Regions from separate parts of the Homo sapiens genome. Here all the other regions are linked to region 3. A link is a contact called in ENCODE Hi-C data. All regions are on one chromosome and are shown on one strand. The core of a region is the stretch at or near the end of the contact, and the rest is flanking DNA. Distances in the headings are between cores, read along the strand shown. Region 1 holds the start of CDK8 (cyclin dependent kinase 8). Region 2 holds the start of NUP58 (nucleoporin 58). Region 3 holds the start of FGF9 (fibroblast growth factor 9).

The links. A loop is a pair of places that touch in the nucleus more often than their neighbours do. Pooled maps may share reads with other maps.
Region 1: a loop to region 3 is called in a map of CD8-positive, alpha-beta T cell, with 12 times the contacts of the local background. The contact joins the promoter of CDK8 here to the promoter of FGF9 in region 3. A Hi-C loop is called at or near these places in 2 of 168 maps with a recorded cell type or tissue (CD8-positive, alpha-beta T cell and OCI-LY7) and 6 of 50 pooled maps.
Region 2: a loop to region 3 is called in a map of CD8-positive, alpha-beta T cell, with 11 times the contacts of the local background. The contact joins the promoter of NUP58 here to the promoter of FGF9 in region 3. A Hi-C loop is called at or near these places in 4 of 168 maps with a recorded cell type or tissue (CD4-positive, alpha-beta T cell, CD4-positive, alpha-beta memory T cell, CD8-positive, alpha-beta T cell and 1 more) and 10 of 50 pooled maps.

Annotation. Positions count from the first base shown.
Region 1 is chr13:26,252,224-26,255,801 of GRCh38, forward strand. It overlaps CDK8 (cyclin dependent kinase 8), which reads left to right and starts at 1,906. Exons shown (of 13, transcript NM_001260.3): 1 at 1,906-2,546. The coding sequence starts at 2,419. RefSeq lists a silencer at 1,911-2,510.
Region 2 is chr13:25,300,110-25,303,857 of GRCh38, forward strand. NUP58 (nucleoporin 58) reads left to right here and starts at 1,516. Exons shown (of 16, transcript NM_014089.4): 1 at 1,516-1,771. The coding sequence starts at 1,665. RefSeq lists enhancers at 1,172-1,411, 1,572-1,651, 1,762-1,811.
Region 3 is chr13:21,669,780-21,673,477 of GRCh38, forward strand. FGF9 (fibroblast growth factor 9) reads left to right here and starts at 1,294. Exons shown (of 3, transcript NM_002010.3): 1 at 1,294-2,410. The coding sequence starts at 2,134. RefSeq lists silencers at 112-371, 1,152-1,201, 1,222-1,281.

The DNA of each region.
Region 1 (3,578 bases), core at 656-3,155, 4.6 Mb after region 3:
GAGTTCAAGGTTGTAGTAAGCTGTGATCGCATCACTGCACTCCAGCCTGGGTGACATAGCCAGACCCTGTCTCAAAATAAAAACACAAAAAGACAAACAAAAAAGGTCTGAGACCTTCAGTGTTCCAGAATAGTGTGTATAATTGGTACAGGAGGTGGGGAAGGGGGACCCGATACAGTGTAGGGGCAAGCTGAGTCCCATGCCTCTTCACAACTTTTCCTCCAGTGTGGTAGTTTGATTTCTCAAGATCCATGAGTAAATATGTGCACAAAAGACACATCCCTCAAAAAATACAAAATACATTGTCTAAGGAAGAATCTTTTAAATCCATATTCAGAAAATGATGTAATTCTTTAAGGATGCAAATGAGCAGTTCTGCTAGAGAGTTACCCAATTTTCATCACTGAATGGAAACAAATAATATGCCATTAATGAAAGCCTACATTTGTTTTGTGCTTTGCACTTTGCAAAGAAAAAATTCTAGGCTCCAAGAACACATTAGTAAATGACAATGCAGGATTCAAACCCAGTATAGTAAAATACTCAATACTTATATAGTATGCTAGGTAAAAACAATTTAATTTTACACAGTGGTGAAGTCACTAATTTTCTCCAAGGAAAATTATATAAGAGAAAGCCCTTTGGAGGCTTTTTCACAAGATGATATCATCATCATCATCATTGGTATATGGATCTTTTTGAGATAAACATGTTTATTCATTCATTAATTTAACAAGTGTTTACTGTGCATCATTATCAAGGCATGACACTAGGTTTTACAGAAGATGCAAATATGACTTCCTATAACAACTTAGGATCTAGCAAGGTAGAGGAAATAAAAGATGAAAGGAATTTGATAAATATCACAGGAAAGGTGGGAAAAAAAGTGTTAAAAAGTTCACATTAAAACTGCAAAGTTCATATTCCCTTTGGGAAGTGGGGAGCTTTAGTGGAAATGGTAACAATTGGAAAACCAAAAATTAAAAATAGACAAGGGGGGTAAGATAAAATGATAGATTAGTATCAAGATACCAGGACTCCTGAAGCAGGACATATTGCTACCTTAAGATTATTAACAAACTAGTTCCCATGGATTTAGATCCTTTCTGTAATCATAGCTAGAAACTGGTGTTCTTATAGGTAGTATCGCAGAAGGCTGTACTGTACTCAATACTTCCTGTATATGGATAGGAAAGGTTTGGATGGTCATCTGTCACAAGAGTAACAATGTTTAGGAGTAGCTTGGACACTGGTCATTGATTCACTTTTATTGGTGCTTGTAATGTCAGTATGTTGACATCATTGTGCAGCCCTTATCAGATTGTGAACACCAAGAGTACCCCAACTGCTGGCCCGCGAGCTGTTTACAAATATCATACCGGCTTTTATCGATGATAGTGGCCTTTAAAATCTGGAGTTCAGAGTGGCACAAAATGTGTTTCTAATGCAAACGACTCTCCTTCCCACGTGCACCTCTTTGATCAAGTTTGTGGCTGAAATCAGACTCTAGTTAGATCGCTGTAAAAATAAAAATAAATTTTCCCCAAATGATTGAAACGAATTTCACCCTAGACTACGAGTCCCATCATGCAACGCTCCCATATTCCCACCGTGTGGGGCGGAGTCGTAGAAGGGGCGGCAGCGGCGGCGGCCTGTGCATTCTGGGTATTGTAGTCTGGGGCCCGGCCACCGCTGGGGCTGGTTCCACGTGGTGCATTTGGCGGCAGCTTTGGGCAGTGGCTCCCCTGCTCCCTCCACACGGTCCTCAGGGTGCCAGCGCCAGCAGGGGCGGCCAGCCACCGCGGGAGCGGGCTAGAGTGTGGCCCGGAGGCAGCCCGAGGCTTCGCGACGTTTTTGCGACAGCCGCGGCCGTGTTCCGCGAGTGCCCTCCCTCCTCCTCTCTTTGAGGAGGTACCGGCTGTTGTGCGGCTCTGCCCTTCTGTTTGAGTGTATGGGAGAGTGAGTGAGTGAGTGAGTGTGAGCGTGTGTGTGAGAGCGTGAGGCGTGAGTGCGCGTGTGAGAGGACGAGAGCCCGCCTGGCCGCCCCGCCGCTCCCGCCGCAGCAGGAGCAGAACGCGCGGCCGGAGAGAGCGGCGGAGCCGGCGCCCAGGGAGCCCGCGGGGACAAGGGCAGAGACACCGCTCCCCACCCCCAGCCCTCGTCCCTCGGCTCTCCTTCGCCGGGGGATCCTCCCCGTTCCTCCACCCCCGGCCGGCCTCTGCCCCGCCGTCCCCCTGGATGTCCCTGGCGCTTTCGCGGGGCCTCCTCCTGCTCTTGCCGCATCAGTCGGGCTGGTGCTGCGGCCGGCGGGCGTAGAGCGGGCGGGTTCCCGGGGGCTGCGGCTGCCCGTGCTTCCCCGGTCCCCACCCCTGCCCCCCGGCCCCCCGACCCAGCTCTCCGGCCTCAGAGGCTGTGACAATGGACTATGACTTTAAAGTGAAGCTGAGCAGCGAGCGGGAGCGGGTCGAGGACCTGTTTGAATACGAGGGCTGCAAAGTTGGCCGAGGCACTTATGGTCACGTCTACAAAGCCAAGAGGAAAGATGGGTGAGTGTGTGTGTCTGGGCCGGTGTCCGCGCTGGGCGGCGCTCCCGCAGGCCGAGGCAGGTAGCCCGGAGGGAGAGCGGGCCGCCGGGGTGCCGGGCTCTGACTTCCTCGACGCCGGCCTCTGGCTCCGCCAGCCAGGTTTGGGGAGGAAGTGGTGTACGAGGGATCCAAACCCACGAGAAATCCTGCGTGCCGCGTCTGTGTTCTGCTCTGGTGGTAAGAGGCAAGATGAGCCTCTGCACCGTGGGCTGTATACTTTTCAAGGATTTCAAAGCTGATTCATGAAAAAATTCGTTCTAAAACGCCGGGTTAAATGTTTTTTGTTTTTTTTTTTCCTTGGTCGATTTATTATGGTAACCTTCTGGGGATTTCCTCACCCGCCTCTGGAGTGTCATCCATCGGTCTAGAAGGAAGGCTGTGATCCTTTCCCCCACCAGTTTGTGATCGATTTTTTATCAAATTTGTATTTTATTTGAGGAAAGGAAGGCAGCGAGTGAATGTGGTTCTGGAGAGAGTTCCCCATAGTGATCATCTGCAACATAAATGTTGCAATTGCTATTTAGATATTATTAGCTGTGAATTTTTACATAGAACAATGGGGGTTTGGTGCAGGGTGGGTGGTGGGGAAGAAGGCAAGTGACATAGGGACTATCTCGTTCAGGCGGTTTCCCCCAAATTTAGCGGCTGGCAGTGAACTTTAAATAATCCCTTTGCTTTAAATATTCTTCCCTAGTAACAACTTAATTAAACCTATGACTGGTAATGCTTCCAATTTAGTTTCTTAACAGGCAAGTGAATTGTTCATTTTTTCTCTTTGTCAGTAGATGAATGTCTTGTAATATTGACAAAAGAGAAGGCAATTCTTAGTTGGGGGGAAAATATATTTTATTAACTCCATGTTTTCTTGTAAAATGGATGTTGTCTCTGTTGCCTTTGACAGAATAGAAAATTATTGAAAAGTCAAAGCTTATTATATAATCCTTGGATTTTATTAGAAACGAAGTAGCTTTACTTGAGCATCCCAGTTTAGTC
Region 2 (3,748 bases), core at 266-2,765, 3.6 Mb after region 3:
ACCATAGACTGAGGTGGCTATAACAACAGACATTTACTTCTCTCAATTCTGGAGGCTAAGTCCCAGATAAAGATGGGGCAGTTTGGGTTCCAGGTGAAAGCCCCTTCTTGCTCTGTCCTCACATGGCACACAGAGGAGAACAAGCTCTTCGTTGTTTTTTCTCATAAGGGCACTAATCTCGCCATGGGCGACCCACCAAGGTGACCTCATCTAAATTGAATTACCTCCCAAAGGCTCCATCTCCAAATACCAACATATTGGGGTGGGGTAGGGCTTTAACATATGGATTGGGGGAGGAGGGAAATAGTTCAGTCCACAGCTGGTGGCAATGCCCAAGCTCAACGGAAGATTAAAGTACTGAATTAGGGAGAACTGTGAGATGAGGTTAGAAAGACTAATCATACGGAGGTCATCAAGTGCCAAACTAAAGAGCCACTGGGCTTTTTAGATCATAAATCCGGGGGTTGCTTATGGGATGGATTTTGTTAGAGATCACGAGTAGGAAAACCATTTGGGGGAGTAATGTAACAATCCCTGAGGGAAAAATAAAAACTAACACTATGATGACAACCCTCGAATGCACCACCACCAGGAAGCCTTTCCTGATGCTTCGCCAGAGAGGTTCTCTTTAAACGCGAATTTTTCTTGAGTTATCCTAGAAATGTAAGTTACACCTCACATTTCGCCTTCTTTCGTACATGTTCCTGTGCGTTTCCTAATCCTTCCACTTTGTAGTTCCTCCAGCACCGGTTGTGTCCGAGGGCCCTTCTGGCGGAGCCACACTCGCTCGGCCCAAGGTCCCGCCCTCCAGCATCAGGATGCACGGACAGTATTTGTGGACTTGACCGCATCCCAGGAAATCCAGCGGGCCTGGCCACTTCTGGGCGCCAGGACCACAGCCGGCCACCCCACGGACGCCTGGGACGCTCTTCTGGGCCCCCTTCGGGGCTGGGCGTCGGGCTCGCAACAACTGCGACCAACTGGCTCCGCGAGGCCTGGGGCGCAGGGGTGGGGCTCACGTCGTGGGACGGTTGCATGGATTATTTTCGATTGATTTCCGAACCTTCAGGAAGCAGACACGCTCCCCTTCCTTCTTAGGGATGGGGCGGCAGCCAACGAAAGCCCGAAGCCGCCTCCTTTTCTGAGTGGGGAGCTTAGAGATGCTCAGGAGGGACCTCCCCGATTCTGCGATTCTGAGCATCAATTTTGGCAGGAGGCTAGATAGAAGTAGCAATTGACATTCATCACCCTAAAGTGCGGATTATGTCAGTACAGATGCTACGATAGAAGAACTAAAAAATGACAGAAATGGTTTTACTGTTTTTAAACTCTGGGAGCCTACTCCTTTAAGAGATTAGGCAGTACGCCTATTCTCGCCTGGTCCCAGCGTACCTTGCGCGGCTCGCCGTCCCCCACTCACGTACCAGGGCTCATTGCGTGACGGTTACACTTCCGGCGGGCTACGTGCGCGCGGCGAGCGCCGGGCGTACTTTTGCGTGGTTGCTCCACCCCCTCAGCCTTGCCTTCGCCGCCGTTGGGGCTGGAAGTTCCCGCCAGGTCCGTGCCGGGCGAGAGAGATGCTGCCCGGCCCGCCTCGGCTTTGAGGCGAGAGAAGTGTCCCAGACCCATTTCGCCTTGCTGACGGCGTCGAGCCCTGGCCAGACATGTCCACAGGGTTCTCCTTCGGGTCCGGGACTCTGGGCTCCACCACCGTGGCCGCCGGCGGGACCAGCACAGGCGGCGTTTTCTCCTTCGGAACGGGAGCGTCTAGGTAACCGCACTTTCTCGCCTTCCTGGGCCGGATTCACCCCCACCCCCACCCCCGCAAAGCTCCCTTGGTGTCCCCATCCTGTCTCTTCCCTCTGGCTTCCTTCCCAGTGGGGCTGGAGAGAAGCACTTAATCTAGCCGCCCGGCGTCGTAGGCCTCTCGCCGCGGTACCCGGGCCCAGCGCGGCCTGGTGAAGTGGAGGGCGGGATGGGTTCTGTGCTGTGAGGTTTCCAGAATCCACGTATAGTTCAGGCATTATTTGGACCTAGTGGGGTCTTGACTGCGTGGAAGGGCCTTGGGGTCTACCCCGGAGCTTTAGCGATGTGTCAGTCTTAGGCATAGAATGAACATTGAATGAATGAATGAAATTATAGCATACTGTGGAGTTTTATGATAGATAATTCCGATTTCATTGCAGCATTTGCGGTTTTGGATATGACGGTGTTTTAATAACTTTGTGGTTTTTAACCAGCTTTTCAAGCTTTTGTGCCACATGGGACCTTATCTGTTTTTGTTAAAAAAAACAAAAACACTTTTTTACAGTGTTTATTAGTGGTAATTTTCTGCAGTATGTGCAGATTAGTATATCTGATGCGAGAATGTTGTGTTGTAATAACTCAATTTGTCTTTTACTTAAATTACAAAACGTAGGTAGCATGTTCCTTGTTTTTGTGCAACCCATTAGTTCAGGTGGCGACAAAAACATAACTATCCAGAAAGAAACAAAGTGGTGAGACATTTTAATGAGAGATTTAAGCTTTAGAACTCAATTTTTTTTAAGATAAAGGTGGAGGGGTTCATAAAGTTAAGGAGTGTGCACACTGTCAACAAGATACTTCCTGAAGCTTAAAAGATGTGGCTGTAGATTTAAAAGGCAAATACTTAAGCATGACCTGCAGTTTAAAAAGGGAGGGAGGAGGAACCACGGACTACACAGTCAATTCAGAAATTTGAATTTTCATCCATACCTCCGTTATTCTTACTCTACTCGCTCAACAACAGGTTCTGATAATGTTACTTCTGCCATTTCTGTTTGTCTTTATTTCCAGTTCCACAACCCTGCTTAGGCTATTGTCATTCGTGGAACAAATATTTATTGGACAGATTCCCATGTGCAAGGCTCTGTTTTAGGTATTAAGAGTCTTGCTCTCTTGATCCTTACATTCTTATGAAAATAATTTTGATTCTTGTCAGATTTTTAACCAGCTGTCTTTCTTGTTTTAGATGAAAACTACTCCAATCAACTTCTTCAATCTGTTCTGCCACATTTTAGCCAGAGTAATTGAAAAACAAAATTCCCATTGCTCTCTCTTTAATCATTACCCGCCATCGTTAGAATGAAGTTTAAAAAAGAAAAAAAAACTTACCATAGTCTGCAAGGTCCACTTCTGCTGGAACCTCTGGGGACTCATCTTGAGCGGGACTCATCTTGAGCCCATCTTTTTATTTTAGCTATGCAGACCCACTGTTAAAAACAAACACACAACTACCACCCTAAATAACTGAAATGAAGTTTCAGAGAAAGATACCCTTACTTCATGGGATGCACTTTGATATTTTCTATTTCTTTTTTTTTTTAATGTTGCTTATGACTTGATGAATTAATTTTTATATTTCTCTCATGGTCCTGATCTTAGAAAGCCTGTCCTAGCAACATGGCCTTTTCTCTTTTCAAGTGGGCTTTGCCAGCCCCTTCCTTGCAAATATCAAATGGTCTCTTCCCCAGAGAGGCCTTTTCTGACCTGTCAGTCTAGGGGAGATTTCCATTCTCCTAGTACTCTTAGAGTGCTGATCACAATTGTAATCAGTTTGTTATATTTATTGTTAACTTGTTTGTTGTCAGATCTCAGCACTAGAATAATTAATACCTATGTCTCTCACTGACTAGAAACTGCCTGAGGGCAAGGTCTGAGTCTTAATTTCCCACCTCATTGTCAGTCCCAAGGACAGTGCCTGGCATAGAAAAAGGGCTTTAATAAC
Region 3 (3,698 bases), core at 44-2,543:
TTGACCCGAGAGTCGGGCCGTTTCTAAGACAATGTGAACAAAGAGGAGCAGGGGGAGGGAAGGGGGGCCCCGCGGGAGGGCTGTGGGCGAGTGTGTGTGTGTGTGTGTGTGTGTGTGTGTGTGTGTGTGTGTTGGGGGGCGCCGCGCTCCGCGCCCGCCGCCACTGGGGATCCGGGCGCAGGCAGGCTGTCCCGGGCGCAGAGCGCGCCGCCTCCAGTCTCTCTGGCGGGCCCGGCCCGGCAGGGCCCCTGGCGGCCCCCGGAGGCGGGTTTCTTTGTCCCTGACTCCCGCTGGGCGCGAAGGCCGCCGGCGGCTAACAGAAACCCGAGCCCGCGCAACGGAGCTCAGGCTTCCACGTGCGGCCCCGCAGGGCAGAGCAGGAAGGAGCGGCTGCAGCCCCGGGGCGCCCCGCAAGCATCCAGTGCCCGGCCCTCCCAGCTCCGCGGCGGGCTTCGGACGGTGGAGTGAGACACCAGAACTCGCCTTTCGCTTCCCCGAGCCGATGCACGGCTTGGGATGGCGCCGCTCGTCCTAAGCAGCGTGGTTTGAGGGCGAGAAGACGCCTACTGGAGCGCTCCCCTCCACCCAGACTCCCGAAGACGCGCGCCCGAGTCGAAGTCGGGGACAGAGAAGGTTCTCTGGCGCCCCCCTGCCGACTGCTTTGCGGCCGCCGGGACCCGAGCAGCGGGGCGGGACCTAAACATAGCCCCAACCCAAAGATGCCCAGCAGAACGCTCCAAACAAAACAGAAACGGTGGCCGCATCTGCGTGTGTGTGTGTGTGTGTGTGTGTGACGGGGGAGAGGAGTTGATCTTACCTGAAACATAGTTTGCGCTTCTGTGTGTGTGGCCGAAGAATGGAAGAGAAACTGCCATGGCCATCCGAGTCCATTAAATCAACTCCCCTTCCCTCCGACTCTCTCAACTCAGTCATATTCTATAATACAACGCAAGGTTACAGAGCCCCAGTGAAAACTAGTTTCCCAGTTTCACTCTGACCCTCCATCAATGTAGCCAGCCAGCTAGATTGTAGGTTACCGGCTTCTATTCTGCAGGAGAACTTTGAGTCTCGGGAGACTCAGGGTTTCTTCCTCCCGCCTCTCGCAGTGCATCTTTCATTTGCTTTTCTTTGTAAAGCCAGGGCTCCTCGACTGCCTCCCAGGAAGTCCTGCGCTCTGGCGCGCCGCACCTCGCCTGCCGCAGAGCGGCGCGGGCAGTAAGCCGGGCGCTAGGACCGCGGGGAGCCCGGGCTGCGGCGGCGCTACCTTAAACCCAGCCCAATGCCGCTGCCTGCGCCACTCTGCGCGCCGGCGGGGGCTGCGCAGGAGGAGCGCTCCGCCCGGCTACAACGCTCCGCGAGCCGGCGCGGCAACACCTGTTCGCGGCAGCCTGGGCGGCACGCGAGCTCCCGGACGCGGCTCTCCTCGCTCGCCGCTCGCCACCCGTTCTAAGCCAATGGACATCTGCCGAGCCTCTGGAGAATCCTGGATACTAGCTTTGGACGCCTAAAGTTTCTTCTTCTTTTTGTTTTATTATTATTATCATTTTTTGGAGGGGGGACCGGGAGGGGAGATTTGTCGCCGCCACCAACGTGAGATTTTTTTTTCCCCTTGAAGGATTCATGCTGATGTCTGCAGAGTCGGTTAGAGAGTAAAAACAGCGCATGCCTTCCTGGAGTCAGGATCCGTAAATTCTGACGTAGCCCGTGCATCTTAAAAATCCCTATAATAACGCCTAGGCATTTAAGTTGCTATGGTCATTCTGATCTCAAACCAAATGGAGAAACTACGGATTTTTTTTCCTTATTACGGTCGGATGGGATGAAGACCTTCCTGCCTGCTAAGAGCTGGGGATCTATCTATAGAGATACATAGATATGTTTATCAATATGTCAGTGTGTGAGTATAAAGTGGTGGTTTCTTAGACTATCAGTGGTTTGACCTTGAACCTGTGCCAGTGAAACAGCAGATTACTTTTATTTATGCATTTAATGGATTGAAGAAAAGAACCTTTTTTTTCTCTCTCTCTCTGCAACTGCAGTAAGGGAGGGGAGTTGGATATACCTCGCCTAATATCTCCTGGGTTGACACCATCATTATTGTTTATTCTTGTGCTCCAAAAGCCGAGTCCTCTGATGGCTCCCTTAGGTGAAGTTGGGAACTATTTCGGTGTGCAGGATGCGGTACCGTTTGGGAATGTGCCCGTGTTGCCGGTGGACAGCCCGGTTTTGTTAAGTGACCACCTGGGTCAGTCCGAAGCAGGGGGGCTCCCCAGGGGACCCGCAGTCACGGACTTGGATCATTTAAAGGGGATTCTCAGGCGGAGGCAGCTATACTGCAGGACTGGATTTCACTTAGAAATCTTCCCCAATGGTACTATCCAGGGAACCAGGAAAGACCACAGCCGATTTGGTAGGTATACCATTAACCCTTTAGTGTCCATGAGATGACATGTTGAAATTATAACTACCAAGAAGGTGGTGGCCGGGTGGGGGACGTGGGAAGGGTTCTCCCCTCCTCCCCTCTTTCTCTGTATCTCTGTCTCTCTCTCTCTCTGTCTTGCCAGCTCCGAAAAAAAAATGCCTCCGGAATTGCAGATCTGCTGCTGGCACTGATGCAAGTATACACTGAAAGGCCCCCTACTTTTAATTTAAAGGGGGGCATAATTTATAAATATAATACAAGTTTCCAGTTCTTTTGCATCAGATACACGGGTTTAGGAAGTTTCTTTTGAATGGACTGATTGCACGAGTTTAAAGCTTTAATCATTAACTACTAAGAACTTAATGCAGTTTCTTGAAGGCAGTGGGTATCTTGTGCCCAAATTAAGGTTTTTTTCCTTTCCCCCTTTCCTCTAGTAAGTATACTACTTGAATTGTATATTAAGTGCATTGTTTATTCTCCCCTGTGAGGGTCTGAAAGCCCCATAGGCGAAGGTTGCTGACGGATTGTCCTGTTGGGAGGACTAAAGTCATATTTTAGGCTCCGTGAAAAGCAGGGGCAGAGGCTTGGGGGAAAATGACTTGGGAAGAGGCAGGGCGCTCAGGGGTTTTTGTCCTTCCAGCTATCAAGTGATAACCTCTGCTTTTAAATTTCCATAGTGTGCAGCCCTGTGTAGGTCTCCTGCGTGGCTCTCTGGTGTGAGTGTGTGCGCGCGTGCAAACGCTGCGAGCGAATTTTAAAGGGCATTCCGAGGATTTCATTTTTCAGCGGAGGGTATTTGTGACTCAGCACTGAGGGCTGCAGACTCGAGGGCTGGTGGCTCTGCCCACTTTATGCTTGCACACACGTGCTTGCCGGGGCACCCTGAGCCCAACGGCACGAAGTCAACTAACACAGTCCCAATTGGGTGGACTCTTGAGTTTTTTCCTTACTTAAAAAAAAAAAAATAAGCGCCAGTTTGGGCAACTAGACTGTTGGAAGGAGTTAACTTCTGAGTGAACCCACCTGACAACACTTAAACTAGGTCGTAAAAAACAAAGTCCTCTGGTGATTTTTCTTCCTCATGCTTTAGTGCCAGATGTTGAACACAATCTAAACTGTATGTTTAGCTTCGTGCGGCTGCGGATGATGCCAGAAGGTGAGGAGGACTTAGGCCTGGGCTGGGGATGGTCCCAGATCCACGAGGCCCAGGATTTGCTCCTCATGCTCACCCCTGAGCCTAAGCCCACAGCTGAGCCTAGTAGTGTGAAATTGCTCC